2 separate regions of the Mus musculus genome follow, and region 2 is linked to region 1. The links are chromatin loops, found by intact Hi-C in ENCODE. Cell type or tissue: left cerebral cortex. All regions are shown on one strand. Each heading gives the region's core, and the rest is flanking DNA. Links, peaks and the distances in the headings are about the cores only.

The links. A loop is a pair of places that touch in the nucleus more often than their neighbours do. Peaks named below come from ENCODE experiments on the same cell type or tissue, not always from the same donor. Only the 100,000 strongest peaks of a DNase experiment are listed, where the experiment ranks them.
Region 2: it touches region 1 in a loop (4-fold over the local background); 7 of 42 quality-filtered maps call a loop at or near these places.

The regions. Positions count from the first base shown.
Region 1 is chr3:15,320,346-15,336,755 of GRCm38, reverse strand. It overlaps Gm9733 (predicted gene 9733), which reads left to right and starts at 4,454. Exons shown (of 3, transcript NM_001076679.2): 1 at 4,454-4,606; 2 at 15,989-16,342. The coding sequence starts at 4,534. In left cerebral cortex, for the core only: no CTCF peak of the experiment used is centred there; no DNase peak of the experiment used is centred there.
Region 2 is chr3:15,874,426-15,890,835 of GRCm38, reverse strand. No RefSeq gene overlaps it. Among named protein-coding and RNA genes, the nearest start is that of Sirpb1c, 34 kb to the right of the region's middle. In left cerebral cortex, for the core only: no CTCF peak of the experiment used is centred there; no DNase peak of the experiment used is centred there.

The DNA of each region.
Region 1 (16,410 bases), core at 4,277-12,276:
CCACCTATAGCGTTGGAAACCCCTTCAGCTCCTTGGGTACTTTCTCTGTCTCCTCCATTGGGTGCCCTGTGTTTCATCCTATAGATGACTGTGAGCATCCACTTCTGTATTTGCCAGACACTGGCATAGCCTCACAGGAGACAGCTATATCTGGATCCTTTCAGCAAAATCTTGATGTCATGTACAGTAGTGTCTGCTTTTGGTGTCTGATGATGGACCTCTGTGTGGAGCAGTCTTTGAATGGACCATACTTTCGTCTTAGCTCCAAACTTTGTCTCTGTAACTCTTTCTATGGGTATTTTATTCCCTATTCTAGGGAGGAATGAAGTATCCATGAGTTGGTCTTCCTTTTTCTTGATTTTCTTGTATTTTTAAATTGTATCTTGGGAATTCTAGGTTTCTGGGCTAATATCCACTTATCAGTGAGTGCATATCAAGTGACTTCTTTTGTGATTGGGTTACATCACTCAGGATGATATCCTCCAGATACATCCATTTTTCTAAGAATTTCATAAATTCATTGTTTTTAATAGCTGAGAACTTTCTAAAAATGGAAGCAAAAACAATGAAGAAAACCCAAAGGGAGAGAACTCTGGAGATAGAAACCCTAGGAAAGAAATCAGGAACCATAGATGTGAGCATCAGCAACAGAATACAAGAGATTGAAGATAGAATCTCAGATGCAGAAGATTCCATAGAAAACATGGACACAACAATCCAAGAAAATACAAAATGCAAAAAGTTCCTAACTCAAAACATCCAGGGATTCCAGGACATAATGGAAGAGCAAATCTGGAGTAGATGAGAAAGAAGATTTTTCAACTTAAAGGGCCAGCAGATATCTTCAACAAAATTATAAAAGAAAGCTTCCCATACCTAAAGAAAGGGATGTTCATGAACATACAAGAAGCCTACAGAACTCCAAATAGACTGGAGCAGAAAAGAAATTCCTCCCGACACATAATAATCAGAACAACAAATGCACTAAATAAAGACAGAATACTCAAAGCAGTAAGGGAAAAAGTCAAGTAACATATAAAGGCAGGCCTATTAGATTTTATCCTAAAACAAAAGGATATACCTTCTTCTCAGCACCTCATGGTACCTCCTACAAAACTGACCATATAATTGGTCACAAAACAGGCCTCAACAGATACAAATTATTGAAATTATCCCATGCATCCTATCAGATCACCACGGACTAAGGCTAATCTTCAATAACAGCATAAATGTTAGAAAGCCAACATTCATGTGGAAACTGAACAACACTCTACCGAATGATATCTTGGTCAAGGAAGAAATAAAAAAAGAAATGAAAGACATTTTAGAGTTTAATGAAAATGAAGCCACAACATACCCAAACTTATGAGACACAATGAAAGCAGTCCTAAGAGGAAAACACGTAGCCCTGAGTGCCTCCAAAAAGAAAGTACTCAGCAAGAGCTCTATTGCTTACATCTTTAGGAGCCAGAGCGCAAGAGAGCAAGAGGGCAAGTGAGCTAGAGCAAGAGCCAGAGCAAGAGAGAGAATGGCGAAACTCCTTCCCCTTTAAGGAGAATTATCCTCCGCCTAGGACGTGTCACTCCCTGATTGGCTGCAGCCCATCGGCCGAGTTGTTGTCACGGGGAAGGCAGAGCACATGGAGTGGAGAACTACCCTTGGCACATGCGCAGATTATTTGTTTACCACTTAGAACACAGGATGTCAGCGCCATCTTGCGCGAATGTGAGGGCGGCTTCCCACAGTTCCTTTGTCCCTGTTCCTGCTGGCACAAGACCCTCCTTGATTCTTTGGAGTTGATGTTGCGATCCACTCGCCTGTGATCCCGAGGTGATCCGGAGGTCCTGAGGAATGGAGAGTACTCTGGGGTCCTTGGCAGCCTTCGACGGGTTCATGTGAAGATCACAAATACATTTCAATTCTGTACTTGGTTAGTGAATAATATTACAACATTGGACAAAGGCTCATGGCCAATTCCTACCGTGATCCAAAAAAGTTGTCAAAGTTTTGTCACTTCTATAATTCAGTTGAGGTTCATATGCTTCTTACACAGAAGCATCATTTTCAACTAGAAATACTTCACTGTAGTCCTTCCAGTTATCTCTAAATTTGTTTGCATCCTCAAACGTATGCACAGCCTTCTAGCCAATAAGTGTAAAGTGGTATCTTAAAATTCTCATTGTCTGTCTTCTACTTTACTGGCATGACTTATTGTATGACAATGAAAGCGAGATATCAAGAGGCTAAGTTGGCAAATGATGAAAATAAGTATATTCAAATTAAATGAAAGTGGAATTTTCATTTTCCGTTAACAGGGTCTTGCTATGTACTACTGGCTGGCCTCAAACTCAGGGAGATGCACCTGACTCTGTCTGATTGATGAGATTAAAGGCATGTGCCACCATACCTGGCTTGAGTTCCATTCTTATTCTGCTTGGGTTCACCTGCATAAGGTAGCATTGCCCAAATTGAGCTAGATCTTCCTAAGTTTCCAATGGAAAGAGTAAACCACAGATATACCCATAGGGCAGCATTGAGCAGAAAATTTCTCAACTGAGGTTCCTGTTCTCAGGTACCCTGGTATCGTGTTCACAGCCAAGATTAGCTCTTCCACCCCCTAAAACACCAAAGCAAACATTTCTTACACCTGGATTAGATAGGAGAGAATTTGGTCTTGACGATTAGCTTTCTTGCTCTTTTTCCCAGCACATATCTAAAGTTAGTGAGGACCCTTATACGTCTTTCTCCCTAGTTCCTATCTGAACACAGTAAGAATTGAAATATCTTCTTTCTAACAAAATAGAAACTGACATCCTTGTTTCAACTAGTTCTCCATGTCTCAAGAAGCAATCTACTCAGTTTCCTTCAGAGTATACTGATGTACACATTCATGCTCCATTAAGAATATAAGATCATATGCCCCAGTACAAGGGAATGCCAGGGCCAGAAAGCAGGAGTGGATGGATTGGGGAGCAGGGCAGAGGGAGGGTGTAGGGGAATTTCAGGATAGCATTTGAAATGTAAATAAAGAAAATATCTAATTAAAAAAAAAAGAAGAAAAAGGAATATACTTATTAAAATGTTCCCATTTTAAAGAAGTCAAAAGCTGACTCCTGAGAGGCTCTGCCAGAGGCTGACCAGTACAGATGTTGATGCAGTCAACTATTGGACTGAGCATGGGAAACCCCATGGAGGAGTTAGGAGAAGGACTGAAGGAGCTGAAGGGGATTGCAACCCCATAGGCAAAAAACAATATCAACAAATCAGACCACCAGAGGTCCCAGGGACTAAACCATCAATCAAAGAATGAAACCCATGGTTCCAGCTGCATATGTAGCAGAGGAAGGCCTTATCTAGCATCAGTGGGTGGGAACCCTTGGTTCTGTGAAAGCTTGATGCCCCAGTGTAGGGTAATGCTAGGGCAGTGAGGCAGAAGTGAATAGGTGTGTGGGAGGGGGAGCACCCTCACAGAAACAGGGGTGGGAGATGGGATAGAGGGTTTGAGGAGGAGAAACCAGGAAAGGGGATAACATTTGAAATGTAAATAAATAAAATATCCAACAACAAAAAAAAAAAAGGTTCCCATTTCCTCTCTGAAAAAAAAAATCAGGATGATATGATTGAAACATCTGGCAAAGGCAACTTAAAAGATCACGGATTTATTGAGTTTACAACTCCAAATTATAATTTATCATTGTAGCGATATTAGGGTGGCAAGATTTTGAAGCATGGAGTCATTATATATCCATTGATAAGAGTAGGGAGCAAAGAGTTTATGCATATATGCTATAATTCATCTAACCCTATCCATTTTATTGTTCAAGATGCCCTACCTAGAACATAATTTTGTCCAAAATTAACATGAGTTTTCTCAAACCAATTAACTAAAGACATCCCACTCAGATGGTTTAAAAGGCCTTCTAAACCTTATCAAACTTACATATGTTCCTAGTGGCCTGTTTCTTGTATGCCTGGTTGAGAATTAATACTATTTGTAACATATACTAAGTTACATGTTTGTGTATGCAAAAAAGGCCTTTAAGTCTCACTTTGACTACATTTATCAGGATATTAGTAAAAGACATTCAAAGGATCATGAGAAAAAACATCTTGTTTACTCCAGCACTGAGCTGTTCTCACAAATATGGCCTTAACTGTGAAGTTTTATGTGGCACTGGAAAATGATATATAGACTTGGGTGTATGGGAAACACTCTTTTTTGGGGATTCTAACTGGGGAGTTACTAAGTCAAGATATCTTGAAACCACAGGAATCCAAGACAGGTTTAAGAGAAAGAGAAAGGATTACTTAAAGTATAAATATCTGAGTTTCTCTGCAAATAACTGTTAAAAACAACTCTTCCATTGCAGCTTCTTGTAATACTGTGAATCTATTTCAAAATAACCTGTATTGTTCCTGTTTCTCCATAACACTGACATATCCTGTTTGCAGAAAAAGCCACAGTACATCTTTTCTCTTCAGCCAGAAGCTACGACCTCACGAGAAAGTAGAAAAGACTCCTTAACCCTGACCATGCATCACCTGGACTTCCGGCCACATACTCTCCACAGAACCCTGCTCATGACTCTACTCCTGGGACTTACAGGTGAGCATGTTACAACAATAGCATCATCTTCCTGCTTCTGGACTATCTTCTGCTATTGAAACTACAGAAATAAGGGTAACCACCTGAACTGCCACCAGGAGAGAAATCCAGCATGTTGTCTCGGGTCTTTACCTGAATCCTGAGCACTGCTCAGCATGTTGATAAGTTGCAGCATTTAGCTAGAACATCCTATTAAAAAATGCTTCAAAAAGCATGATTTCTAATACTTCACCTAATAAAAGTTGGTTCACAGAATCTCACTTAAATTACTGTATCTCTTAGGCCCATCAGAGCCAGGAGTCACTGCCAATGAAGCTGACGGGGCTACCTGTCACTAAGCTCAGTACTCTCTGCTCATTTCCTGAAACACTGAGGCTGACATGCAGACCACTGACAGGATTCTAGGTGAAGCATGTTAGGCAATACTCAGCCACTATACTGTCTTGCGTAGGTTTCTCATTTTGTCTTCAGGCCTGCAGTTCCTCCCTCAACTGATCTCAGTCTTCTCACATGGTTATTGCTTCCATGACAAGCATGTACTAATATTTTTCTCATCTAACGCTGTATTTTACTGCTGTGGTTGCTGTAACAAGTACCACAGTGTGGTGGTCAAAAGAGTAGACATTCATTTCCTCAAAATTCTGAAAACTGGAATCTCAGAGTCAAGGTGCCCACAGAGATATTTTTTCCAAGATGCTTCTACTTTATAAATTAAACCTTCTCTTTCTGTCTTTATGTATTATCTTACCTCATTCTTTCTCTGTGGATATTTTCTACTTCCTGAAATAAAACCAATCACATTGGGTTAATACTCACCCAAATGACTTCTATTGATTTTAACTCCTTAAATACTCTCCACCATATATAGTCACTATATGGCACATGAGATTATGGCATTGATATGTAGAGTATAAGCAATGTATCCATAACAGGTCCCCACATGTCCCTGGTCTTCTCAATCTTCTCCAGTGAACTTTCCTTCCTTCTACTTGTAGCAAACAGGATTAGTGACACACTGAGTGTTCCCTGCTCACGGTTCACCTAAGAATATTTGTTAGCTGTTCATTTTTCGGTGGTGAGGAAGACTCTATTACTGATTCCGTGGCTTTAGGTCTGGGCATAGCAACCTTCAGGTTCCACTTTGGCTCATGTGTTATATTGTCTAACAAGATAAAAGTTTAATTTTTAAATGTCCTCATTACACTCTCTCTGCACCTGGGAGTAGCGGTAAGAGAATAGTCCTGCTGATTCTTTTAACACTTCCTGAAGCTTTCTGTATTTCAAATTTTCTAAAATTAATATATAATTACTTCATTTCTCTGCTGTCTCTTTTTCAAGTCCATAGCCCTTGTTTATTTCTTTCTTTAAGTGCTTTACACACACACACACACACACACACACACACCCATACACACACTTACTCATATATATCTATATGTTCCTAAGTATATAAATACAACTTGTTTTGTCTAAATGTTACCAGCCTACATGGCCAGAAGGATGAAGGGCATATCTCAGTGATGTATGGCCCTGCTGTATTCTTTTTATTCATGTTCCAGCCACTCTTTGCTTTACTGCTGTCTTCCTACCTCATGGTTTTCTGATGGATTCCCCCAAATCTCAGTGCAAAAGAACTGTTAGTGAATTAAAATTCTAAACTGTAATATGTAGGACAACTTCTGATCTTATTGATTGATTTACATTAGAAATTTGCTTCTGTACTTGGAAGTGGTTTTACACAAATGTTATGCTTTGAGTTTCAAACATATCCAAAAGTCCATGTACTAAAAATCCTTTCAACAGATTATGGCACTATTTTGAAAGTTGGTTCAGTTTTTGGATGTGAAGGACTAGTGGGGTAGGTCACAGAAACATGTCTTTGAAGGATGTAGCCCACATCCATTCTTGCCACTCAGTGTTTCCTGCCATCACGAGATGAACAACATTGTTCCATCACAGACCATCATCATGATGAGCTTCTGCCCAAAGTGAGACAAATGGAACAGTCAACCCTCAGAATCTTTTTCTGTCTGAAACAATTAGCTAGACGAAGTATTTCTTCATTTAAACTGCTGATCCCAGTTGCTTTTCAAATCAATAAAAAGATAAATGGCAAGCTATAATTATATTTAGATCAACATTTGTTTCTATAGCTAAACTCAACTTCATAAACTGTAACCAGATCCATATTTTTATGCAGATCATTTAGTGTCAGTTGAGGCCTCCATGACTCAGTAAATTAATGGAGAAATTACTTTACTTTTCAAAGTCATAAAAATTCACCATGTCCCAGATTCTGTGAGAAGCAATCCATACTTCTACATCATATGGGCCAACATATCAGTTTCATGATCTTGTCACACTGACACTGACACACAAAGGGATCAAAAGTACAAACAACAGTTATTGCAACATCTAGAACTTTGGACTGTTCTCAGGCTTTCTGACTGAGGTCTTAGTAAATAACTTCACAGAAACTCTGTTTGGTCCTGTGAGCTTTAGCATAATGAAGTAAGGACTGGGTCTATAGTTTTTATTTCCTAGACTCTTCATTCTTACATGCAAACAGTTTTTCTTGAAAATGTCCTTCACTTGGCTTCTATTCTCCATAGATTACCAATTTAAAATGAGTTCCAGTGACTTAGAAAGATGTCAAACTGAATGAATAGTACATAGGGAAGATGTTTGTTGTCTACTCACTAGGAGTTAGAGGCTGTTCTGGGAACGTGTGTGGCAATGGAGAAAAGAATTGGAGGCATAGTCACTCATGTAGATCTTAGATTCTCTTAGGGTAAGTGATAATAAAAAATGGTGAAATGTATAATATTTTAATGAAGTATATTTGGACAAATGTCCAATTGTCTAAAAAAAATAAAAAGACTTTTGGAGACTTAGATATCAAAAACTGGGTGATGAGTATGAACATCATTGAGAAGAAGAAAATTGATAAAATATTAGAGATATATAAAGATAGAAATGGAATATGAGAATGAGTCATGTGGCCAAGCATTACCAAAAAGCTTTACTGAAGGCATTAGCATATGTAAAGGCCATAAGTAGAGCTTCCTGCCATTGAATGTTAGCGCTTTCAGTCTAAGTAAATTGGAGCAACTTCAGGCTGAGCATAAAGAAGCACCACAGTATATATGAATTTTAAATTGATTTTTTTATGTCATGATTGAACACAAACTCTTCAAGGAGAAATAGAAGGAGGTTAATGCATGTGAGAATTGAGCAAGGACCGCTTGCCCAGGATACTGGAAGGAGAGGGACAGGAAGAGATCTCTGTTTCCTTAAGTGCTGAAGTGGAGCCTGTAGAATTTTCTGAAGGATCACACTTGATGTGAGAGTAAAGACCCTAGTCTTGGGACCCAGGCATCTGAAAAAAAGGAATTTCAGCTAAAATATACAGGTCATGCAGGACATTTCCCTGGACTTGTTTAGCCTGAGATGATAATTTCGCTCGAGAAGCCACTCAAGTTCACTGCTAAATAAACCTAGATGGCTATTGGGGAAGCTGGGAAGGGCTGGACTTTAGCTTTTTCTTCTAAGTGTATTCATTCATGTTTCGGTACTGACACCTCAGCTTCCTTCCTCCCACCTTTCCAATATGTTAAAACTCAAACCATCCAAGGGTCATGGACCATAGTTCCATGCCTGTGCTCTCTTGAGGAAGGAAGATCTGTAATATCACTTATACTTCCAATGTATGCTATCAAATCATTCACTCCTTATAATCTTTTCTTAAAGTTCCTTGCCAGGAATTTAACTGATATGATGTCCTTCAGGAACTGTTGCTAGAATTATGTTGTACTTTAAAAGGCATCCTGCTGGTACCTTGTCAACTTCTGGTTTTCAGTGAACACTTGAAAGTTCTACTTGAGATTTATGCATCGAATAATCTGTTATCTCTGCTACATTGATGAAAGGTCCTTTATAGTAAATGTGCTTTCTCCTGAAGATTGTGTATTATACAGTGTAAGTTTTATTTCCAACCTAGCACTGTGATAAAGTCCCTCTTTACATTTTAGATTATTCTAATAACTTTACCAAAGTTCATTACATGATCAAGCCAAAGAGAACTATAAAGCCATAAACAACCTACATAGGTGAGGCATACTGTGACTGCAGAATGGAGGGGAGGAAGCACAGTGTATAAGCATTCCAACAGGGGCAGTGCTAGTAACAATAGAATGGTATTTCTTCAATACATACGGAGTTAATCTCAGCTATGCGAACATGACTTTGGCTCTGAAGCCTGATGAGAAGAAGGGGTCTGAAGTTCTTGTTCATAAAACAAACAGCCACAATGGCATGAGGCCATTCTCAATATAGACAGAAACATCAGAAGAAACATAATTTGCCTATTAAGTTGTTTAATCAGGCCATGGACTTTGTAACAAATTAAGATAGGACCTAGAGGCAAAGTCGTGACAGATAAACAGTGTTCACTTATTCTTAATCCTATCATTAATGCCCAGCACATATTGATAACCACATATCCTTTAGCAAAAGAAATGCAATGTTCTTGACTCTTATTCCTACCTAACATGATCTAGTCTTCTCTTTGCTGAAGTACATTTCCCCTACATCATCATGGTGCACTGGACAGGTCACATGTTGCTCTCATTGTTCTTCTGGGTAAGATGAATAGTGAGGCTATAACCCAAGTGCTAATGTCCTGGGATTTCTGTCTGAAATACTTCAATGGTTTAGATAGTACATAGCTACTATTACCTGCTCTCTGACAATAGAAGAGAGAGGACAGGTGTGGTTGGCCTCTGCCCCAAGGCATAGCTGCTATGCAGACTTCAGCTGATTTTCTTAAATAGAAAAAGCCTGTAATAACATAATGTTTCCCCTACCTATGATCACCTACATTCATGAAAATGGAGTTAGATGAGATTCTCAAATCCACTCTGGAAAGTAAATTCCACAGTTTTTAGACTAAGTTCAGTTTTCTGTGCCCTCATCCCAGCCAAAGTTCTAGATACTCTCTTGATGAGTTCCTTCTCATCTCCATAGTGGGTTGCCTCAAAGTGCAGTTGGTTTCTGCTTTAGTTCTTTGTAAGAGATGTGGTAGCACATAGGCACATGCCACTGACATTCAAATTGCCCCCTATTTACCATGTTACATTCATAGAATAAACTTATCAAGCTACTTTATAATCTGTGCAAATAAGAAACACTGCAGAGAAACTGATACTACATCTGTCATGTCTAGACAATCATGTTGTAACAGAAGACATATTTACTGTTTCTATATTTTGTATTTTGGACAAATGCCCATTTTTACCATGTCAATTCTACAAATCCATGAGCATGGGAGATCTTTCCATCCTCTGATAACTTTTTCTTTTTTTATACCATACATTTTTATTTTGTTTTTGAGATTATAATCACAGTATTTATGCCTTCCATTTCCTCCCTCTAAGCCCTCCCATATTCCCCTCTCTGCTTTCTTTCAAATTCATGAACCCTGTTTTCGCTGATTGTTATTATATGCATTAGTAATTATTAATTAGAAAATAGGGCAGGTTTCTTTTTTATTAGATATTTTCTTCATTTTCATTTCAAATGCTATCCCAAAAGCCCCCTATACCTCCCCACCCTGCTCCCTATCCCACGCACTCCTGCTTCTTGGCCCTGGCATTGCCCTGTACTGGGGCATATGATCTTCGCAAGACCAAGGGCCTCTCCTCCCATTGATGGCTGACTAGGCCATCCTCTGCTACATATGCAACTAGAGACACAGCTCTGGGGAGGTACTGGTTAGTTCATATCGTTGTTCCTCCTATAGGGTTGCAGACCCTTTTAGCTCCTTGGGTACTTTCTCTAGCTCCTTCAACACGGGCCCTGTGTTCCATCCAATAGATAACTGTGAGCATCCACTTCTGTATTTGCCAGGCACTGGCATAGACTCACACAAGAGAGCTATGTCAGGATCCTGTCAGCAAAATCTTTCTGACATATACAATAGTGTCTGGGTTTGGTGGTTGTATATGGAATGGGTCCCCGGGTGGTGCAGTCTCTGGATGGTCTTTCCTTCTGTCTTAGCTCTGAACTTTGTCTCTGTAACTCCTTCCATGGGTATTTTCTTTCCCATTCTAAGAAGGAGCGAAGTATACACACTTTGGTCTTCCTTCTTCTTGAGTTTCATGTGTTTTGCAAATTGCTCTGATAACTTTTTCAATTTTTTTCTTCAATGACATGAAGATATTGTCAAACAGGACTTTCACTTGCTTTTTTAGAATTACCCCCAGATTTTTTATATTGTTTGCAGGTACTGTTAAGGGTGTTAAGTTCCTGATTTCTTTTTAGACTCTTTGTTGTTTGTATGTAGAAGGGCTTCTGCTATTTCTGAGTTAATCTTGTATCCAGTCACATTGCTTAAGTTGTTTTTCTTAAGCAATGTAGTAGTTTCTTGATAGAAATTTGGGAGTTACTTATGTATACTATAACATCATCTGCAAATAATGATATTTTGAAGTCTTCCTTTCAGATTTGTATCACCCTGATCTCCATTAGGTAACTTATTGCTATAGTTAGAATGTCAAGTAGGATATTGAAGAGATATAGTAAATGTAGACAGCCTTGCTTTGTATTGATTGTAGGGCAATTGTTCTGTGTTTCTATCCATTTAATTTGACGTTGCCTATAGACTTCTTGTAACCTGTCTTTATTATGTTTGGACATATCTATTATATTCCTGATCTCTCTATCAAGAAGAGGTTTTGGATTTATCAAAAGGATGTTTTCAACATCTAAGGATATGACTATGTCTGATTTTTTTTTCAGGGTTTTTCCCCCTATGGAGAATTACATTGACTGATTTTCAAACGTTAAAAGTTCCTCTTCCTCACTGGAATGAGGCATACTTGATAATGTTTTTGATGTGTACTTGGGTTCAGATTTCAAGTGTTTTATTGTGTATTTTTATATCAACGCTCACAAGCGAAATTGGTCTGCAATGCTCTTGTTTTGTTGCATCTTTGTGTGGTTTCACTGCTGGGGTGACTGTGGCTGCATAAAATTATTTTGGCTATGTTCTGTCTGTTTCTATTTTGTGAAATAATAGGAAAAGTATCGGTAATTTCTCTCTTCGAAAGTGTGGTAGAATTTTATGCTAAAATCAACTGGCCCTGTGTTCATTGGGGTTAGGAAAAAATTTAATGATATATTTTCTTAGGGGTAATAGTTTTATTTAAATTATTTATCATGTCTTGATTTAACTTTGGTAAGCTGTATTTATCAAGAAAATTGTTCATTTCTTTTAGGTTTCCCATTTTGTAGAATATAGGTCTTTGAAATAAGATATATTTGTTGGGAATTCTACAGTGTCTGCTGTTATGTTTCACTTTTCATTTCTGACTTATCAGTTTGTATATTTCTCTCTGACTTTTAGTAAGTTTGAATATCTCTCTGTCTCTTTCTCTGTCTTTCTCTCTTTGTCTCTCTCTGTGTCTCTCTCTGTCTGTCTCTGTCTCTGTCTCTGTCTCTCTCTCTGTCTCTCTCTCTCTCTCTCTCTCTCTCTTCCTCTTGGTCATTTTGAATAAGGGTTTGTCAATCTTGTTTATTTTCTCAAAGAGCCAAGTCTTTATTTCACTGATTCTCTTTGTTTCTATTTTATTGATTTCAGCCCTCAGTTTGATTATTCTGCAGTCTTCTCTAGGATGTGTTTGCTTCCTTTTGTTCTAGAGATTTCATGAGTGATGTTAAATTACTTATATAGATCTCCCAAAGCTCTTTATGAAAGTGCTGAGGGCTATGAACTTTCCTATTGGCACTGCTTTTACTGAGTCCATAGTTTGTGGGATTTGTGCATTCATTTTCATTGAACTCTAGGAAGCCTTTCATTTCTTATTCCTATTTCTTTTCTGACACAATTGTCATTCAGCATGTGTTGTTCAGTTCTCATGAGTTTGTAGGCTTTACATTGATTTTGTTATTGTTGAAATACAGCTTTAAGACATGGTGGTCTTATAGAATACAAGGTTTATTTCAATTACCTTGTATCTGTTGAAATTGTCTTTATGTCTGAGCATGTGCTTGACTTTGAAGAAAGTTCCATGAGATGCAGTGAAGAAAGTACATTTGAGTATGAATTTTTTAACTCCATTATTTCACTGTTTAGTTCTTGTCTGCAGTACTTGTCCATTGGTGAGTGTGGGATATTGTAGTCTTTCATTATTAATGTAATGGATTTGATTTTATGTGTGATTTAATCATATACACACAATTTCTTTATACAAAGAAATGTGTGTCCTGTGCTTGAGGCATATATGCTCAGAATAGAGCTGTGATGTTGATGCATTTTTCTTTTGCTTACTATAAAATGTACTTCCCCATCTCTTTGGATTAATTTTAGTTGGAAGTCTGTTTATTTTGGTTGGTTTTGTTTTGTTTTGGGAGAATTTTGAGGGTTTTGTTTTGTTTGTTTTGTTTCATATTAGAATGGCTACACCAATCTACTTATTGGGCCATTTGGGTGCATTTTTTAACCCACCCCTTTGTATGAAGTAGTGTCTATCTTTGTTGTTGGAGTATGTTTATTGTATTTAGTATAAAGATAGATCCTGTTTTCACATTCATTCTGTTAAGCTGTTTGTATTTATTGGGAAATTTAGTTCCATTGATATTGAATGCTACTAGTAACTGTTTTAGTCAGGATTTCTATTCCTGCACAAACATCATGACTAAGAAGGAAATTGGGGAGAAAAGGTTTTTTCAGCTTACACTGCCACATTGCTGTTCATCACCAAAGGAAATCAGGACTGGAAGTCAAGCAGGTCAGGAAACAGGAGCTAAAGAGGCCATGAAGGGATGTTATTTACTGGCTTGATTCCCATGGCTTCTCAGCTTGCTTTCTTATAGAACCCAAAACTACCATCCCAGGGATGGCACCACCCACAACGGGCTCTCCCATCCTTGATCACAAATTGAGAAAATGCCTTACAGCTGGATCTCATGGAGGCATTTCCTCAAGGGAGGCTCCTTTCTCTGGGATAACTCTAGCTTATATCAAGTTGACACACAAAACCAGCCAGTACAGTAACCAATGTTTGTTAATTTCTATTCTTTTGTTATTATTGTTGGTGGTGGTGGATAATAGTGTGTGTGTGTGTGTGTGTGTGTGTGTGTGTGTGTGTGTGTGTGTGTGTGTGTGTTTTCTTTTGCATATATGCTACTATTTATTTCTGGTGTTGTTTTGGATGCAATTTTTATCATTGTGTTGAAGTTTTTCTTCTAGAAACTTCTGTGGTGTTGGATTTGGATTTGTGGATGAATATTGTTTAAATTTGGTTTTCTCATGAAATATTTTGTTTTCTAAATCTATGGTGATTAAAAGTATTGCTGGTAAAGTATTCTGGGCCAGAATCTGTGGTCATTTAGTGTCTGCAAGAAAACTTTCCATGCCTTTCTTGGCCTGTTTTCCCTTGTAGATTTTAACATTCTTTCTTTGTTCTATGTGTCTAGTGGCTTTTTATTATTATGTGGCAATGTATTTCTTTTCTGATCTATTTGGTGTTTTGTAAGCTTCTGATACATTTATAAAAATCTTCTGCTTTGTGTTAGAAAAATCTCTTCTATGATTTTGTTGAAAATAATTTTCTAGGCTTTTGAGGTAAGAATTTTCTCCTTCTTCTGATTTTATTATTGTTAGGTTTGGTCTTTTCATTGTGCCCCAGAATTTTTGAGGTTTTGTGGCTTTAGATTTGATATTTTCCTTCAGAGATTTATCAGGGGTTTTTTGAGTTTTGTTTGTTTGTTTGTTTTTTTCTGTGTAACTTCAATGTGTGAGATTCTCTCTTCCATCTCTTTTAACCTATTGATGATACTTCCATCTGAAGTTCCTGTTTACCCACCTAAATTTTCTATCTCCATGATTGCCTCACTTTATGTTTTCAATATTGCTTCTATTTTCATTTCCAGTTCTTGAAGAGTTGTCTTCATTTTCTCCACCTATTTGGGTATTTTTTTTCTTTATGGTTGTATTTTTCCCTTCTATTGTGTTTGTGTTTTCCTAGTTTTCTCATTTTCTTTTTAAGACCCCTATCACATTCAAAAAGCTGGTATTATGATCATTTCTTATGCTTCATTTATGCACAAAGTATGCTAAAGTAGAACATTTGGATCTTGTGATGCCATATTGTCCTGGATATTGCTGAACATATTATTACAGTGCCATCTTAGCATTTGTGTTTATAATAAATATTGTTCTAGGAGTCATATTGTAAGTTTATTTTTGTTGGATGGGTATTTTGTTTCTTAGTTTCTCTTTCCTCTGTCTTTTTCCGATGTCTGTGGTCCATATTTCTGGTGGCTAGCTTGACTTGTGTCTCTGCAAGGAGTCTTAGTCAGAGTTGGAGATTGGACTTCTGGTTGTTAGAATGCCCTTTGCTCCAGAAGGACTTCTGTTTTCTGACTAGCAGGGCCTACACTTAAATATTAGGATCTGCATGTGTAGGAGTAGGGTCATGGTAGCAGAAGGCAGATGGTTGGTGCAGGTATCAGAACCAGAGTATTTTTAGAAAGGAGAAAGTAGGAGGGTTTAGATGGTGTGTGTGGCTCTTACCCATTCTCTCTTGTTTGGCATTCACCTAAGCATTGGATGTCTGTTCATATCCATGAGAAAATACATGGAACTGGGGAAGGGAGGTGTCTTTGGGTTGCGTTATTGACTTTCAAAACAAGTGTGTGTGGCTGGGTTAAGACAGTAGGTAGAGCTCTTACCTCTTCTGTCTGCTATGGACTGTACCTGAGCAGTAAATGTTCACCTGAGTAGTGAAAGTGGGGAATGGTTGGGATATTGTAGGTCTGGAGGGTGCCAGCCGCCTGGGCCTTTGGACTCTGAACTGAGGGAGGGAAAGGGGGGACATGTAACAGGTGGGTCTCTTACCTATTTTGACTAGATCTTTTGTTTCTTAGTTTGGGTGATTGTTATTGCATATAGGGACATGTTTATGGCATTATCACGCAATCTGATAAAGCAAATGCCATCATGAGGATCTTGTAAACAAATGTAAACCTCACTATATTCATACCTCATTGGTTTCAAAGAACACATAATAAATCCAATACTATTATAACAGAAGTTTCATATTCCATGTACACAAAAAGTGAAAACCAAGAAGATAATGAATGAAGTATGAGGATTCCAAACCAAACTGGTGCTTCAGTCAGAATCCTCCCCAATTCCCAATGACCCTGTGATTCAGTTTCCTCATCTGTATTACATTCTTATTCTAAAAAGTCCAAATGAGAGGAATTGTAATTAGAGTCATGCAATCATTATGTTTTCTTGTAAATGAGAATATTTGATCAAAAAGTTGAGGAGACAGGGTTTCCATCAGGATGAACATTAACTGATGTTTCCTGCAGGAACAGCTGCAAAAGAGCTGAAGGTGATTCAGCCTGAGAAATCAGTTTCTGTCATCACTGGAGAGTCGACCATTTTAAACTGCACTGTGACCTCCCTGCTTCCTGTGGGGCCCATAAAGTGGATCAGAAAAATGGGACAATGTCGGCAGTTAATATATAGTTTCACAGGAGAGCACTTCCCCAGAGTTAGAAATGTTTCAGATGCTACAAAAAGAAGCAACCTGGACTTTTCCATCCACATCAGTAATGTTACACTTGCTGACTACGGTACTTACTACTGTGTGAAGTTCTTGAGAACATACTCTGAAGAGGAGGAGTTTCAGTATGGGGGAGGCACTCAGTTGTATGTCTGTGGTAAGTACTCCATTGTTTTCCTCTTCCCTGATATTTCCAACAGATCCACACAGTGCCCAATATTTTGT
Region 2 (16,410 bases), core at 4,867-12,866, 550 kb before region 1:
GATTTTAAAAATGGCATTAATAACCCACTTAAAGAAATAGTGGAAAACACTGCTAAAGAGGTAGAAGTACTTAAAGGGGAAACACAAAAATCCCTTAAAGAATTACAGGAAAACACAACCAAACAGGTGACTGAATTGAACAAAACCATCCAAGATAAAAAAATGGAAGTAGAAACAATAAAGAAAACCCAAAAAGAGACAACTATGGAGATAGATATCCTAGGAGAGAAACCAAGAAGCATAGATGCGAGCATCAGCAACAGAATGCAAGAGATGGAAGAGAGAATCTCAGATGCAAATGATTCCATAGAAAACATGAACACAACAATCAATGAAAATGCAAAAAGATCCTAACTCAAAACATCCAGGAAATCCAGAACACAATAAGAAGACCAAATCTAAGAAGATAGATAAGAAATCTATAGATAAGAATGAAGATTTTAAACTTAAAGTGCAAGTAAATATCTTAAACAAAATTATAGAAGAAAACTTTCCTAACCTAATAAAGGAGATACCCATGAACATACAAGAAGCCTACAGAACTCCAAATAGACTGGACCAGAAAAGAAATTCCTCCAGACATATAATAATCAGAACAACAAGTGCACTACATAAAGACAGAATATTAAAAGCAGTAAGGGAGAAAGGTCAAGTAACATGTAAATGCAGACATATTAGAATTACACCAGACTTCTCACCAGAGACTCTGAAAGCCAGAAGATCCTGGACAGATGTTATACAGACACTAAGAGAACACAAATGCCAGCCCAGGCTACTATTCCCAGCAAAACTAAATTGCCATAGATGGAGACACCAAAGTATTGCATGGCAAAACCAAATTCACACAATATCTTTCCATAAATCCAGCACTTCAAAGGGAAAACACCAACACAAGGATGGAAATTAAACCCTAAAAAAAAGCAAGAAAGCAATCCTTCAATAAACCTAAAGGAAGATAGCCATAAGAACAGAATCCCACCTCTAACAACAAAAATAAAAGGAAGCAACAATTACTTTTCCTTACTATCTCTTAATATCAATGGACTCAGTTCCCCAATAAGAAGTTACAGACTAACAGGCTGGCTATATAAACAGGATCTAACATTTTGCTTCATACAGAAAACCCACCTCAAGAACAAAGACAGACCCTACCTCAGAGTAAAAGGTTGGAAAACAATTTTCCAAGCAAATGGTCCGAAGAAACAAGCTGAAGCAACCATTCTAATATTGACTAAAATCGACTACCAACTCAAAGTTATCAAAAAAGACAAGGTGGAGCACTTCATACTCATCAAAGGTAAAATCTTCCAAGAGGAACTCTCAATTCTGAACATGCTCCAAATGCAATGGCAGCCACATTCATTAAAGAAACTTTCGTAAAGCTCAAAGCACACATTGTATCTCACACAGTAATAGTGGGATACTTCAACACCCCACTCTCATCAATGGACAGATTCTGGAAACAGAACCTAAACAGAGACACATTGAAACTAACAGAAGTTGTTAAAGAAATGTATTTAACAGATACCTACAGAACATTTTATCCTAAAAACAAAGGATATACCTTCTTCTCAGAACCTCTTGGTACCTTCTCCAAAACTGACCATATAAATGGTCACAAAACAGGCCTCAACAGATACAAAAATATTGAAATTATCCTATGTATCCTATCAAATCACCACAGACTAAGGCTGATCTTCAATAACAACATAAATAATAGAAAGCCAAAATTCATGGGGAAGCTGAAAACACTCTACTCAAGCTGAACAACGCTCTACCTTGGTCAAGGAAGAAATAAAGAAATTAAAGACTTTTTACAGTTTAATGAAAATGAAGCTACAACATACACAAACTTATGGGACACAATGAAAACAGTCTTAAGTAGAAAACTCATAACTCTGAGTGCCTACAAAAAGAAACTAGAGATAGCATACACTAGCAGCTTGACAGCACACCTAAAAGCTCTAGAACAAAAGGAAGCAAATACACCCAAGAGGAGTAAACAGTAGGAAATAATCAAACTCAGGGTTGAAATCAACCAAGTGGAAACAAAAAGAACTATTAAAAGAATCAACCAAACCAGGAGCTGGTTCTTTGAGAAAATCAATAAGATAAATAAACCCTTAACCAGAATAACTAGAGGCTACAGGGACAGTATCCTAATTAACAAAATCAGATATGAAAAGAGAGACATAACAACAGGACCTAAAGAAGTCCAAAACATCATCAGATCCTACTACAAAAGGATATACTCAACAAAACTGGAAAACCAGGATGAAATAGACAAATTTCTAGACAGATACCAGGTTCCAAAGTTATATCATGATCAGATTAATGATCTAAACAGTCCCATATCCCCTAAAGAAATAGAAGCAGTTAATATTCTCCCAACCAAAAAATGCCCAGGACCAGATGGGTTTAGTTCAGATTTCTACCAAACTTTCAAAGAAGACCTAATTTCAACTGTCCTCAAACTATTCCATAAAATAGAAACAGAAGGTACTCAACCCAATTCATTCTATGAAGCCACAATTACTCTGATACCTAAAGTACATAAAGACCCAACAAAGAAAGGAAACTTCATACTTATTTCCCTTATGAATATCGATGCAAAATACTCAATAACATTCTTGCAAAACAAATGCAAGAACACATCAAAATGATCATTTATCATGATCAAGCAGGATTCATCCCAGAGTTGCAGGGATGGTTTAATATATTGAAATCCATCAACGTAATCCACTATATAAACAAATTCAAAGACAAAAGCCACATGATCATCTCGTTACATGCTGAGAAAGCATCTGACAAAATCCAATACCCATTTGTGATGAAAGTCTTGGAAAGATCCGGAATTGAAGGCCCATAACTAAACCTAATAAAAGCAATATACAGCGATCCAGTAGCCAACATCAAACTAAATGGAGAGAAACTTGGAGAATCCAGTCTGATTTCTATAGAAGTTATACCAGTTTGCAATCCCACCTTCTTCTGAGAAGAAGGTATATCCTTTGATTTTAGGATAAAATGTTCTGTAGATATCTGCAATGGAGGAATATTCTCTTTCTCCACATTTTTATGAATATTTGCTTTCACCTGAGATTTTGATCTTATCCATTCTGATTGATGTAGGTAGAATCTCAGGGTCATTTTGATTTTCATTTTCCTGATGGCTAAGGACTTTGGACATTTCTGTAAGGGCTTCTCGTACATTCAAGATTCCTCTGTTTTGAATTTTTGATTGGGAGCTCGTGTCTAGCTGCATATGTATCAGAAGCTGACATATTTGGCCATCAGTGGAAAGAGAGGCCCATTGGTTGTGCAAACTTTATATGCCTCAGTACAGGGGTACTCCAGGGCCAAGAAGTGGGAGTGGGTGGGTAAGGGAGTGGGGGGGGCAGTATGGGGGACTTTTGGAATAGCATTGGAAATATAAATGAGGAAAATACCTATTAAAAAATTAAAAAACAAAAAACAAAAGAAAACCAGATACACTGAATCTAATGGAAGAGAAAATGGGAAAGAGCCTTGAAATCATTGGCACAGTGGGAAGTATCCTAATCAGAACTCTAATGGCTCAGGCTATAAGATCAAGAATTGATAAATGGGACCTCAGGAAACTGGAAAGCTGGTGAGCATGGTGGCATACGCCTTTAATCCCAGCACTCGGCAGAGGCAGAGGCAGAGGCAGAGGCAGAGGCAGAGGCAGAGGCAGAGGCAGAGGCAGAGGCAGAGGCAGAGGCAGAGGCAGAGGCAGAGGCAGAGGCAGAGGCAGAGGCAGAGGCAGAGGCAGAGGCAGAGGCAGAGGCAGAGGGAGGATTTCTGAGTTTGAGGCCAGCCTGGTCTACAAAGTGAGTTCCAGGACAGCCAGGGCTATAGAGAGAAACCCTGGCTCAAAAAATAAAGAAAATGAAACTGAAAAGCTTCTGTAAGGCAAAGGACATCAGCAAGATACAGATTGGGAGAAAATCTTCCTCTATTTTTTTTTTTTTTTCGAGACAGGGTTTCTCTATGTAGCCCTGGCTGTCCTAGAACTCACTCTGTAGACCAGGCTGGCCTTGAACTTAGAAATCTGCCTGCATCTGCCTCCTAAGCATTAAAGGCATGTGCCACCATGCCCGGCTTCATTTTTTTTAAACAATTTAAAAATTTTTTTTATTAGATACTTTCTTCATTTACATTTCAAATGCTATTGCAAATGTCCTCTATACCCTCCCGCCGCCCTGCTCCCCAACCAACCCACTCCTGCTTTCTGGCCCTGGCATTCCCCTGTACTGGGGCATACAATCTTTGCAAATGGCCTCTTCTCCCAATGATGGCTGACTAGGCCATCTTCTACCATATATGCAGCTAGAGACAGGAGCTCAGGGGAACTGAGGCAGGCATCAGTCAGATACACCAAGACCACTTAACACCAGAGATAACCAGCTGGGAAGAGGCAAGTTCAAGACCATAAACAACAGAAGCCAATATATTCTGGCACCATCAGAGCCTAGTTCTCCCACCACAGCAAGCCCTGGATACATCAACACACCCGAAAACCAGGATGCTGACCTAAAATCTTATTTCATGAAGATGATAGAGTCCTTAAAGTAGGATGTGAATAACTCACTGAAAGAAATACAGGAAGCTACAGGTAAACAGGTAGAAGTCCTTCATAATATCTGTCCAGGACCTTCTGGCTTTTAGACTCTCTGTTGAGAAGTCTGGTGTAATTCTGAAAATTCTGCCTTTGTGTGTTACTTGGTCCTTTTCTCTTAAAACTTTTAATATTCTGTGCATTTGGTGTGTTGATTAATATGTGACAAGAGCGTTATCTTTTCTGGTCCAACAATCTAGTTGGTGTTTTATAGGCTTCTTGTACATTCACAGACATCTTTTTTTTTTTTTTTTTTTTTTTTTTTTTAGGTTAGGCAAGGTTATTATGATTTTGTTGAAGACGTTTTTTGGTCCTTTGAACTGGGAATCTTCACTCTCTTCTATTCCTATTATTCTTAGGTTTGGTCCTTTCATTGTGTCCTGGATTTCTTGGATGCTTTGGATTAAGAGGTTTTCTCTTTTGAATTTTCTTTGATTGTTGTGTCAATATCTTCTAAGGCATCTGCTATGCCTGAGATTCTCTCTTCTGTCTCTTGTATTCTGTTGTTGATGCATCTTTAGATCCTGACTTCTATCCTAGGTTTTCTATTTTCAGTGTTGCCTCTATTTGTGTTTTCTTATTGTTTGTACATCCTTTTTTAGATTTTGGTCTGCTTTGATCAATTCCTTCATCTGTTTGATTGTGTTTTCCTATATTTCTTTAAGGGGTTTATTTGTTGTGTCTTTAAGGACTTCTACAGACCCCTTCAGCTCCTTGGGTACTTTCTATAGCTCCTCCACTGGGGGCCCTGTGTTCCATCATATAGATGACTGTGAGCATCCACTTCTGTGTTTGCCAGGCACTGGCAGAGCCTCACTCAAGGATCAGGGTCCTTTCAGCAAAATCTTGCTGGCATATGCAATAGTGTTTGGGTTTGGTGGCTGATTATGGGATGTATCCCCAGGTGGGGTAGTCTCTGGATGGTCCATCCTTTCCTCTTAGCTCCAAACTTTGTCTCTATAACTCCTTCCATGTTCCTTATTCTAAAGAGGTGTTTTGTTCCTTATTCTAAAGAGGAATGAAATATCCACATTTTGGTCTTCACTCTTCTTGATTTTCTTGTGTTTTGCAAATTGTATCTTGGGTATTCTAAGTTTCTGGGCTAATATCTACTTATCAGTGAGTGGATATCAAGTGACTACTTTTGTGATTGGGTTACCTCACTAAGAATGATATCCTCCAGATCCATCCATTTGCCCAAGAATTTTATAAATTCTTTGTTTTTAATAGCTGAGTAGTACTCCATTGTGTGAATGTACCACATTTTCTGTATGGTCCCCATAGACTCATGTTTTTGAATAAGTCTATGGGGACCAGGGAGTGGAATGTGATGGTTTGTATATCCTTGGACCAGGGAGTGGCACCATCTGGAGGTGTGGCCTTGTTGGAATAGGTGTGACCTGGTTGGAATGGGTGTGTCACTGTGGGTGTGGCATAAGATCTTCACCCTAGTTGCCTGGAAGTTAGTCTTCCTGTAGCAGCCTTTGGATGAAGACGTAGGACTCTCAGCTCTGCCTTCCCCATGCCTGCCTGGAATCTGCCATGCTCCCACCTTGATGATAATGGACTGAACATCTGAAACTGTAAGCTAGCCCCAATTAAATATTGTTTATAAGACTTGCCGTGGTCATGGTGTCTGTTCACAGCAGTAAAATCCTAACTACGACACTGCTTTTAATATTCTGTCTTTATTTAGTGCATTTTTTTTGTTCTGATTATTATGTTTAGGGAAGAATTTCTTTTCTGGTCCAGTCTATTTGGAGTTCTGTAGGCTTCTTATATGTTCATGGTCATCTCTTTATTTAGGTTAGTGAAGTTTTCTTCTATAATTTTGTTGAAGAGATTTACTGGCCTTTAATTTGAAAATCTTCATTCTCATCTACACCTATTGTCCTTAGGTTTGGTCTTCTCTGTTTCCTGGATTTCCTGGATTTTTTTTAGTTAGGATCTTTTTACATTTTGCATTTTCTTTGATTGTTGTGTCCATGTTTTCTATGGAATCTTCTGCACCTGAGATTCTCTCTTCCATCTCTTGTATTCTGTTGCTGATGCTTCCTGATTTCTTTCCTAGTTTTTCTATTTCCATAGTCATCTCCCTTTGTGATTTCTTTATTGTTTCTACTTCCATTTTTAGATCCAGGATGGTTTTGTTCAATTGTTTCACCTGTTTGGTAGTGTTTTCCTGCAACTCTTTAAGGGATTTTTGTGTTTCCTCTTTAAGGGCTTCTAGCTGTTTATCTGTGTTCTCCTGTCTTTCTTTAAGGGAGTATTTATTTCCTTCTTAAAGTCCTCTATCATCATCATGAGAAGTGACTTTAGATACATATCTTGCTTTTCTGGTGTGATGGTGTATCCAGGACTTGCTATGGTGGTAGAGTTTGATTCTGATGATGCCAAGTAACCTTGGTTTCTGTTGCTTCTTTTCTTATGCTTTCCTCTTGCCATCTAATTATCTCAAGTGCTTGTTGCTCCCAATATATCTGATTGGAGCGTGTCCTTCCTATAATCCCAGTTTATTCAGGACTCCTCAGAGTCCAGCTTTCTCTGTCATCTGATTCCAGGATCCTGTGAACTGGGAGTCTGGGTTTCTCAGAAATTTTGGCAGTCAACCTTTCTCTGAGACCCTAAGATCTTGGTGTTATTAAGCTCCTGGCATCTTGGGATCCTGGAATCCTAAGATCCTTGGAGTGTTACAGTGCCTCTAAGTTGTGTTTCCTTCGAGGACCACGGTGCTGTCTGGTGTGTTGGAAACTAAGGTATACCAGCACCAATGAGAAGGAACCTGAGCCTGTGTCCTTGCTCCTGGTGTCACAGGCTCGTCAGGATTGATTTTGAACAGATGTTGTGTTCTACTCACTTGTAGTCTGATGATCGAATGGAGAGTCCTCTGGAGATTGTGGGAATGTCCATCGAATTTTCACCCAAAGTGTCCTGTAGCTGGAGACAACCAGAAGGGCAGTTGGGAGACTATTATTGACTGCTATTTATTTAAGGGTTATGGGACTGTTTAGATGGTTTGTCTTATCCTTGTTTAACTTTGGTATCTAGTATCTGTCTAGAAAATTATCTGTCTCGTTCAGATTTTCCAGTTTTTTTTTTTTTTTTGAGTATATGCTCTTTTAGTAGGATCTGACGACTTTTTGGATATCCTCATTTTCTATTTTTACGTCTCCCATTTAATTTCTGATTTTCTTAGTTTGCATACTACCTCTGTTACCTCTGGTTAGTCTGGCTAATCGTTTATCTATCTTCTTTCTTCAGAGACTTGAAATTCTTATCATTCAGATCTTTACTTCCTTACTTAGAATCATATGCCAGCATGATTTTGCTGAAAGGACCCTCATATAGCTGTCTCTTGTGAGGCTATGCCAGTGCCTGGCAAACACAGAAGTGGATGCTCACAGTCAGCTATTGGATGGAACACAGGGCCCCCAATGGAGGAGCTAGAGAAAGTAGCCAAGGAGCTGAGGGGGGCTGCAACCCTATAGGTGGAACAACAATATGATCTAAGCAGTACTCCCAGAGCGCATGTCTCTAGCTGCATATGTAGCAAAAGATGTCCTAGTCGGCCATCATTGGGAAGAGAGGACCCTTGGTCTTGCAAAATTTATATGCCCCAGTACAGGGGAACACCAGGGCCAAGAAGAGGGAGTGGTTGGGTAGGGGAGTGGAGGGGGGGTATAGGGGAGTTTGGGATAACATTTGAAATGCAAATGAAAAAAATACCTAATAAAAATGAAAAAAAAGAATAGTAGCAAGGTTTTTTATATTATTTGTGACTTTTGTGAAGGGTATTATTTCCCTAATTACTTTCTCAGCCTGTTTATTCTTTGTGTAGAGAAAGGTCACTGATTTGTTTGAGTTAATTTTATATCCAATTACTTCACTGAATTTGTTTATCAGGTTTAGGAGTTCTCTGGTGGAATTTTTTTGGATCACTTATATACACTATCATATCATCTGCAAATAGTGATATTTTAACGTCTTCCTTTCCATTTTGTATTCCTTAGATTGCCAATTTTGTCTAATTGCTCTGGCTAGGACTTCAAGTACTCTATTGAATAGGTAGGGAGAAAGTGGGCAACCTTGTCTAGTCCATGATTTTAGTGGGATTGCTTACAGTTTCTCACCATTTAGTTTGATGTTGGCTACTGATTTGCTGTATATTGCTTTTATTATGTTTACGTTTGGGCCTTGAATTCCTGATCTTTCCAAGACTTTTAACATGAACATGTGTTGGACTGTGTTGAATGCTTTCTCAGCATCTAATGAGATGATAATGTGGTTTTTGTCTTTTGAGTTTGTTCATATAGTGGATTATGTTGAATGATTCTGTATATTGAATCATCCTTGCAATCCTGTGATAAAGCATACTTGAGCATGATGTATGATCATTTTGATGTGTTCTTGGATTTGGTTTGCAAGGATTTTATTGAGTATTTTTGCATCAATATTCATAAGGGAAATTTGAAGTTCTCTTTCTTTGTATGAAATAGTTTGAGGACAATAGTTTTTATTATATGAAATAGTTTGAGGACAATAGTTTCTATTTTATGAAATAGTTTGAGGACAATTGGAATAAGGTCTTCTCTGATGGTGTGATAGAACTCTGCACTAAATCCATCTGGTCCTGGGATTTTTTTTTTTGGTGGGGGGTGGAGGGTTGGGAGACTATTAATGTCTCTTTCTATTTCTTTAGGGGATATGGGACTCTTTAGATCACTAATCTGATCCTGATTTGACTTTAGTACCTGTTTTCTGTCTAGGAAATTGTCGATTTCATCCAGGTTTTTCCAGTTCTGTTGAGTATAAGGTTTTGTGGTAGGATCTTATAATTTTTTGATTTTCCTCAGATTCTGTTGTTGTATCTCTCTTTTCCTTTCTGATTTTGTTAATTAGGATACTATCCCTATGCCCTCTAGTTAGTTTGGCTAAGGGTTTATCTATTTTTTTGATTTCCTCAAAGAACCAGCTTCTGGTTTGCTTGATTCTTTGAATAGTTATTTTTGTTTCCACTGGGTTGATTTCAGTCCTGTTTGATTATTTCCTGCATCTACTCCTGTTTGTTTGTTTGTTTTTAAATTAGGTATTTTCCTCATTTACATTTCCAATGCTATCCCAAAAGTCCCCCCTATCCTTTCCCCCACTCCCCTACCCACCCACTCCCACTTTTTGGCCCTAGCGTTCCCCTGTACTGGGGCATATAAAATTTGCAAGTCCAATGGGCCTCTCTTTCCAGTGATGGCCAACTAGGCCATCTTTTGATACATATGCAGCTAGAGTCAAGAGCTCCAGGGTACTGGTTAGTTCATAATGTTGTTCCACCTATAGGGTTGCAGATCCCTTTAGCTCCTTGGCTACTTTCTCTAGCTCCTCCATTGGGGGTCCTCTGATCCATCCAATAGCTGACTGTGAGCATCCACGTCTGTGTTTGCTAGGCCCCGGCATAGTCTCACAAGAGACAGCTATATCTGGGTCCTTTCAGCAAAATCTTGCTAGTGTATGCAATGGTGTCAGCGTTTGGAGGATGATTATGGGATGGATCCCAGGATATGGCGGTCTCTAGATGGTCCATCCTTTCATCACAGCTCCAAACTTTGTCTCTGTGACTCCTTCCATGGGTGTTTTGTTCCCAATTCTAAGAAGGGGCAAAGTGTCCACACTTTGGTCTTCGTTCTTCTTGAGTTTCTTGTGTTTAGCAAATTGTATCTTATATCTTGGGTATCCTAAGTTTCTGGGCTAATATCCACTTATCAGTGCTATTCCTGTTTGTTGAATTTGCTTCCTTTTGTTCTAGAGCTCTTAGGTGTGCTGTCAAGTTGCTAGTGGACGCTCTCTCCAGTTTCTTTTTGGCGACACTCATAGTTATTAGTTTTCCTCTTAGGACTGCTTTCATTGTGTCCCATAAGTTTGGGTATGTTGTGGCTTCATTTTCATTAAGCTATAAAAATTCTTTAATTTCTTTCTTTACTTCTTCCTTTATTAACCTATCATTGTGTAGATTGTTGTTCAGATTCCATATATTGTTGTTCAGATTCCATATATATAAGAATATGCTTTCTATTATTTGTGTTGTTATTGAATATCAGCCTTAGTCTGTGGTGTGGTGATCTGATAGGATGCATGGGATAATTTCAATATTTTTGTATTTGCTGAGGCCTGTTTTTTGAAATTTTATATGATCAATTTTGGAGAAGGTACCATGAGGTGCTGAGAAGAAGGTATATCCTTTTGTTTTAGTATGAAATGTTCCATAGATATCCGTTAAACATATTTGTTTCATAACTTCTGTTAGTTTCATTATATCTCTATTTAGTTTCTGTTTCCATTATCTCTCCATTGATGAGAATGGGGTGTTGAAGTCTTCCACTATTATTGTGTGACATATAATGTGCGCTTTGAGTTTTAGCAAAGTTTCTTTAATGAATGTGGGTGCCCTTGCATTTGGAGCATAGATGTTCAGAATTGAGAGTTCATTCTTGTAAATTTTTCCATTGATGAGTAAGAAGTGTCCCTCCTTACCTTTTTTTTTTTTTTTTTTTTTTGAGAACGTTAGGTTGAAAGTTGATTTTATTCGATATTAGAATAACTAACCAGTACCCCAGAGCTCTTGACTCTAGCTGCATATGTATCAAAAGATGGCCTAGTCGGCCATCACTGGAAAGAGAGGCCCATTGGACACGCAAACTTTATATTCCCCAGTACAGGGGAACGCCAGGGCCAAAAAGGGGGAGTGGGTGGGTAGGGGATTGGGAGTGGGTGGGTATGGGGGACTTTTGGTATAGCATTGGAAATGTAAATGAGCTAAATACCTAATAAAAAATGGAAAAAAAAATTACTAGCTTTGGGGGGGAGGAGGTGAAAAAATAAAAATAAAAATAAGCTTTTTAATACTGAAAAAAAAAAAAAAAAGAATGGCTACTCCAGCTTGTTTCTTGGGACTTTTTTCTTGGAAAAATGTTTTCCAGCCTTTCACTCTAAGGTAGTGTCTGTCTTTTTCATGAGTTTGGTTTCCTGTATGCACCAAAATCTTGGGTCTTGTTTATGTATCCAGTCTGTTAGTCCATGACCTTTTATTGGGAAATTGAGTCCATTGATATTAAGCACTATTAAGGAAAAGGCATTGTTGCTTCCTTTTATTTTTGTTGTTTGAGTTGTAATTGTGTTCATCTGGCTATCTTCTTCGGGTTTGTTGAAAGATTACTTTCCTGTTTTTTCTTGAACTTGGTTTCCCTCCTTCTGTTGGAGTTTTACCTTTATTATCCTCTGAAGGGGTGGGTTTGTGGATTTATTTTGTAAATTTGCTTTTGTCATGGAATACCTTGGTTTCTCCATCTATGGTAATTGAGAGTTTTGCTGGGTATAGTAGTCTAGGCTGGCATTTGTGTTCTCTAAGGGTTTGTATGACATCTGCCCAGTATCTTCTGGCTTTCATAGTATCTGGGAAGAAGTCAGATGTAATTCTGACAGGTCTGCCTTTATAGATTACTTGTCCCTTTTCCCTTCGTGCTTTTAATATTCTTTGTTTTGTGCATTTTGTGTTTTGATCATTATGTGACTCAAAGAATTTCTTGTCTGGTCCAAACTATTTGGAGTTCTGTAGGATTCTTGTATGTTCATAGCCATCTCTTTCTTTAGGTTGGGGAAGTTTTCTTTTATGATTTTGTTGAAGATATTTACTAGCCCTTTCAATTGAGAATCTTTGCTGTCTTCTATATGTATTATCTTAAGATCTCATTTTAAAAATCATCCTGGATTTTTGGATTTTTTTTGGTTTAGGAGCATTTCCGTTTTTTCATTTTCTTTGACTGTTCTGTCAATGTTTTCTATGGAATCTTCTGCCCTTGAGATTCTCTCTTTTATCTCTTGCATTTTGTTGGTGATGCTTAAATCTGTGACTCCTGATCTCTTTCTTAGGTTTTCTAACTCCAAGGTTGTTTCCCTTTGTGATTTCTTTATTGTTTCTATTTTCATTTTTAGATTCTGGATAGTTTTGTTAATTTTCCTTGCCTGTTTGATTGTGTTTTCCTATAATTCTTTAAGGGATTTTTGTGTTTCTTCTTTCAGGTCTTCTACCTGTTTACCTGTGTTCTCCTGTATATCGTTAAGTGAGTTATTTGTGTCTTTCTTAAAGTCCTCTATCATCATCCTGACATGTTATTTTAGATGCAAATCTTGATTTTATGATGTTATGGTGTATCCAGGACATTGTTTTGGTTGGACAACTGTGTTGATGATGCAAAGTAACCGTTCTTTCTGTTGCTTATGTTTTTATGCTTGCCTCTCACCATCTGGTCATCTCTACTGCTACCTGCCCTCACTATATTTGACTGGATCCTGTCCTTCCTCTGATCCTAGTTGTGTCAGAACTCCTCAGAGTCCAGCTTCTTCTGTGATCCTGTGATTCTGGGATCTCTGTTCCTGAGATCCTTGGTATGTTAAACTGCCTCTGGGACCCTGAGGTCCTGGTGTGACCAAGCTCCTGGGATCTTGGGATCTTGGCAATGTTTGACGGCATGGGATTGGAACTTTCTCTGGGTGTTGTGGGTCTGGCTGTGGAGTTCTTGCCTAAGTTCTGCTCAGGGAACCTGCTCAGACCAGAAAGAACCCTAGCCACTGGTGGGGCAATGCTCCTGGGTCACCAGATCCCAATGGTTTCAGTTATTCCCAGTGTTGGGACAGAACTTGTGTCCTCCTCAACTCCTGTTCTATGATCCTGGGTGTGTTAGAGCACCTGGTATGGGAGCTTTCTCTGCAGGGTGTGTTACTGGCTGTAGGTATATTTTTTAATTAAAGATTTTGTTTTACCTATTCACTTTACATTTTGCTCAGTGCCACCTATCTCGTTATTGTGTCTTGCATTCCCCCATTACTCCTCCCCTTCCCCTGTGAGCTGGTAGGGAGACCCTTAGTATCCCCCACCCCCACCCCCAGCATTTTAAGTCTCTGCCAGGCTAGGTGCTTCTTCTCACACTGATGCCAGACAAGGCAGGCCAGCTAGTAGAACATATCTCACATACAGGCAATAGATTTTGTGATAATTCCCATCCCAGTTGTTCAGGACCTACATGATTGTCAAGCTGAATATCTGCTGAATATAAGCAGGGAGCCCTAGGTCCAAACCATATATGTTCTTTGGTTGGTATTTCAGATTCTGAGAGCCCAAAAGGTCCAGGTTAGTTGACTCTGTAGGTCTTCCTGTGGAATTCCTATCCCTTTTGAGGCCTACAATCCTTCCTCCTTTTCTTACGTAAGAGTCCACAAGCTTCATTCTTCATTTGTCTGTTTGTTTCTGTCTCTGTGTGAGTCATTTCCTGGGTGGAACCTCTCAGAAGACAACATGCTCCTGTTATATAAGGATGATATTCTCCAGTTCCCTTCATTTCCATGCAAAGTTTTGTAAGGCAAAGGACACTGCCAATAAGAGAAACCAGCAATCCTCATGTAGACTGGGGAATGATCTTCTTCAATCCTACTTCTGACAGAGGGACAATATCCAAAATTTACAAAAAACTCAGGAAGTTAAATACAAGTTACCTAAATATCCCATTTAAAAAATATGGGGTACAGATCTAAATAAATTTCAAATGCCAGAGAAGCACTAAAAAAAAAAAAAAAAAAAAAAAAAAAATCAAAGTCATCAGGGAAATGTAAGTCAAAACAACTATAAGGTTTAGTCTTGGACCAATTAGAATGGTTAAGATAAAAAAATCAAAAGCAGTGGGCATGTTGGTGCATGCCTTTAACCCCAGCAATTGGGAGGCAGGGGCAGGCAGATTTCTGAGTTCAAGGCCAGCCTAGTCTACAAAGTGACGAGGTGCCCAGGACAGCCAGGGCTATACAGAGGAACCCTGTCTTGAAAAACAAAAACAAAAACAAAAACAAAAAAACAAAAGCTAGAACGTGCTGGTAAAGATGTAAAGCAAGAATACTCCTCCATTGCTGGTGGGAGTGCAAACTTGTACAAGAACTTTAGAAAACGTTTTTGTTTGTTTGTTTGTTTGTTTGTTTTGCTTTGTTTTGGTTTGTTTTATTTCATAGAAAACTGGAAATAATTCTACCTTAAGACCCACTCCTGGGCATATATGCAAAAGATGCTCCAACATCTTACAAACATACTTTTTTCAATTATGTTCATATCAGCTTTATTTGTAATAGTCAGAAACTGGAAACAACCTAGATGTCCCTCACCTAATGAATGGATGAAAAAATATGGTACATCTACACAATGGAATACTATTCAGCTATTATAAAACCAAGATGTAGGTTTTTGTTTTTGGTTTGTTTTGTTTTTATCGCCTGAAGATTTGGGGTATATTTACCTTCACAAGACTCACATGAAACACAGAGCCATGATATGTTAACAAACATCTGAAGGCATAACCAATAAAAAAAATGTTAGATATTATTTCATTGCAGTATCCTGTTAGGTGAATATAGGAGAAAAGTAAAACTGTCCAAAGACAGAGTCAAAAAGTTAAGGAAGAAATTGTCTCTTCATTTCAGAAAGTGGGCAAAGGCAAGTGAATAATTCTGTGGATGTACCTTAGATTTATGTGCTTCGTTTTGGTGCTAATATCAATCATATTTATGTTTCTCCTACTTGTACTTTTAAATCTGTAGTGCAGTTTTTACATTCTGGAGTTATGGATTTGACTTTACAAAAATTATGTGCTATGAAACTTAGCACAGAGTTATTTTTACAACATACTGTATTAAAAACTCACAGGAAGGGGAGACTTAAGATATTGTATAAATGAAGTTATTTACTCAAATGATGGGATTGTTTTTCCAAACTATCTAAACAGGCCCATATCATACAAGGAAATAGAAGAAGTCATTAAAAACCTCACAAGCAAACAAACAAACAAACAAAAAATAACAACCCAGGGCTAGGTGGATTTAGTGCAGAATTTTACCAGACCTTCAAAGAAGACCTGATACCAATTTTCCTCAAACTATTCCATAAAATAGAAAGAGAAGGAACACTACCAAACGCATTCTATGAAGCCACAATTACTCTGATACCAAAACCACACACGGACCCAACCAAAAAAGGGAACTTCAGACCAATCTTGCTTATGAATATCGATGCAAAAATACTCAATAAAATTCTTGCAAACCAAATCCTAGAACACATCAAAACCATCATTTACCATGGTCAAATAGGCTTCATGCAATGTTGGTTTAATATATGAAAATCCATTAATGTAATCCACTATATAAACAAGCAGAAAGAAAAAAATCACACGATCACGTCCTTAGATGCAGAAAAAGCATTTGACAAAATATAACACCCTTTCATGTTAAAAGTATTGGAGAGATCAGGAGATCAAGGCCCATACATAAACATAATAAAAGCAATTAACTGCAAACCAACAGCCAAGATCAAATTAAATGGTGCCATACTTGAGGCAATCCCACTGAAATCAGGGACAAGACAAGGATACACACTCTCCCCATATCTATTCAATATAGTATTTAAAGTGTTAGCTAGAACAATAAGACAACAAAAAGAGATGAAGAGGACAAAAATTGGTAAAGAAGAAATAAAGGGGGAGTTGCCTGACACCAGCAAGGGCCCACATAGGATTCCCCACGGGATCCTAAGACCTCTAGTGAGTGGAACACAGCGCCGGCCCCAATCCAATCGCGCGGACCTGAGACTGCGGTACATAGGGAAGCAGACTGCCCGTGCCTGACCCGGGGCAAAAGCCCCTTCCGCTCCACTCGAGCCCCGGGCTTCCTGGCCAGCGGAGTCGCCTGACACC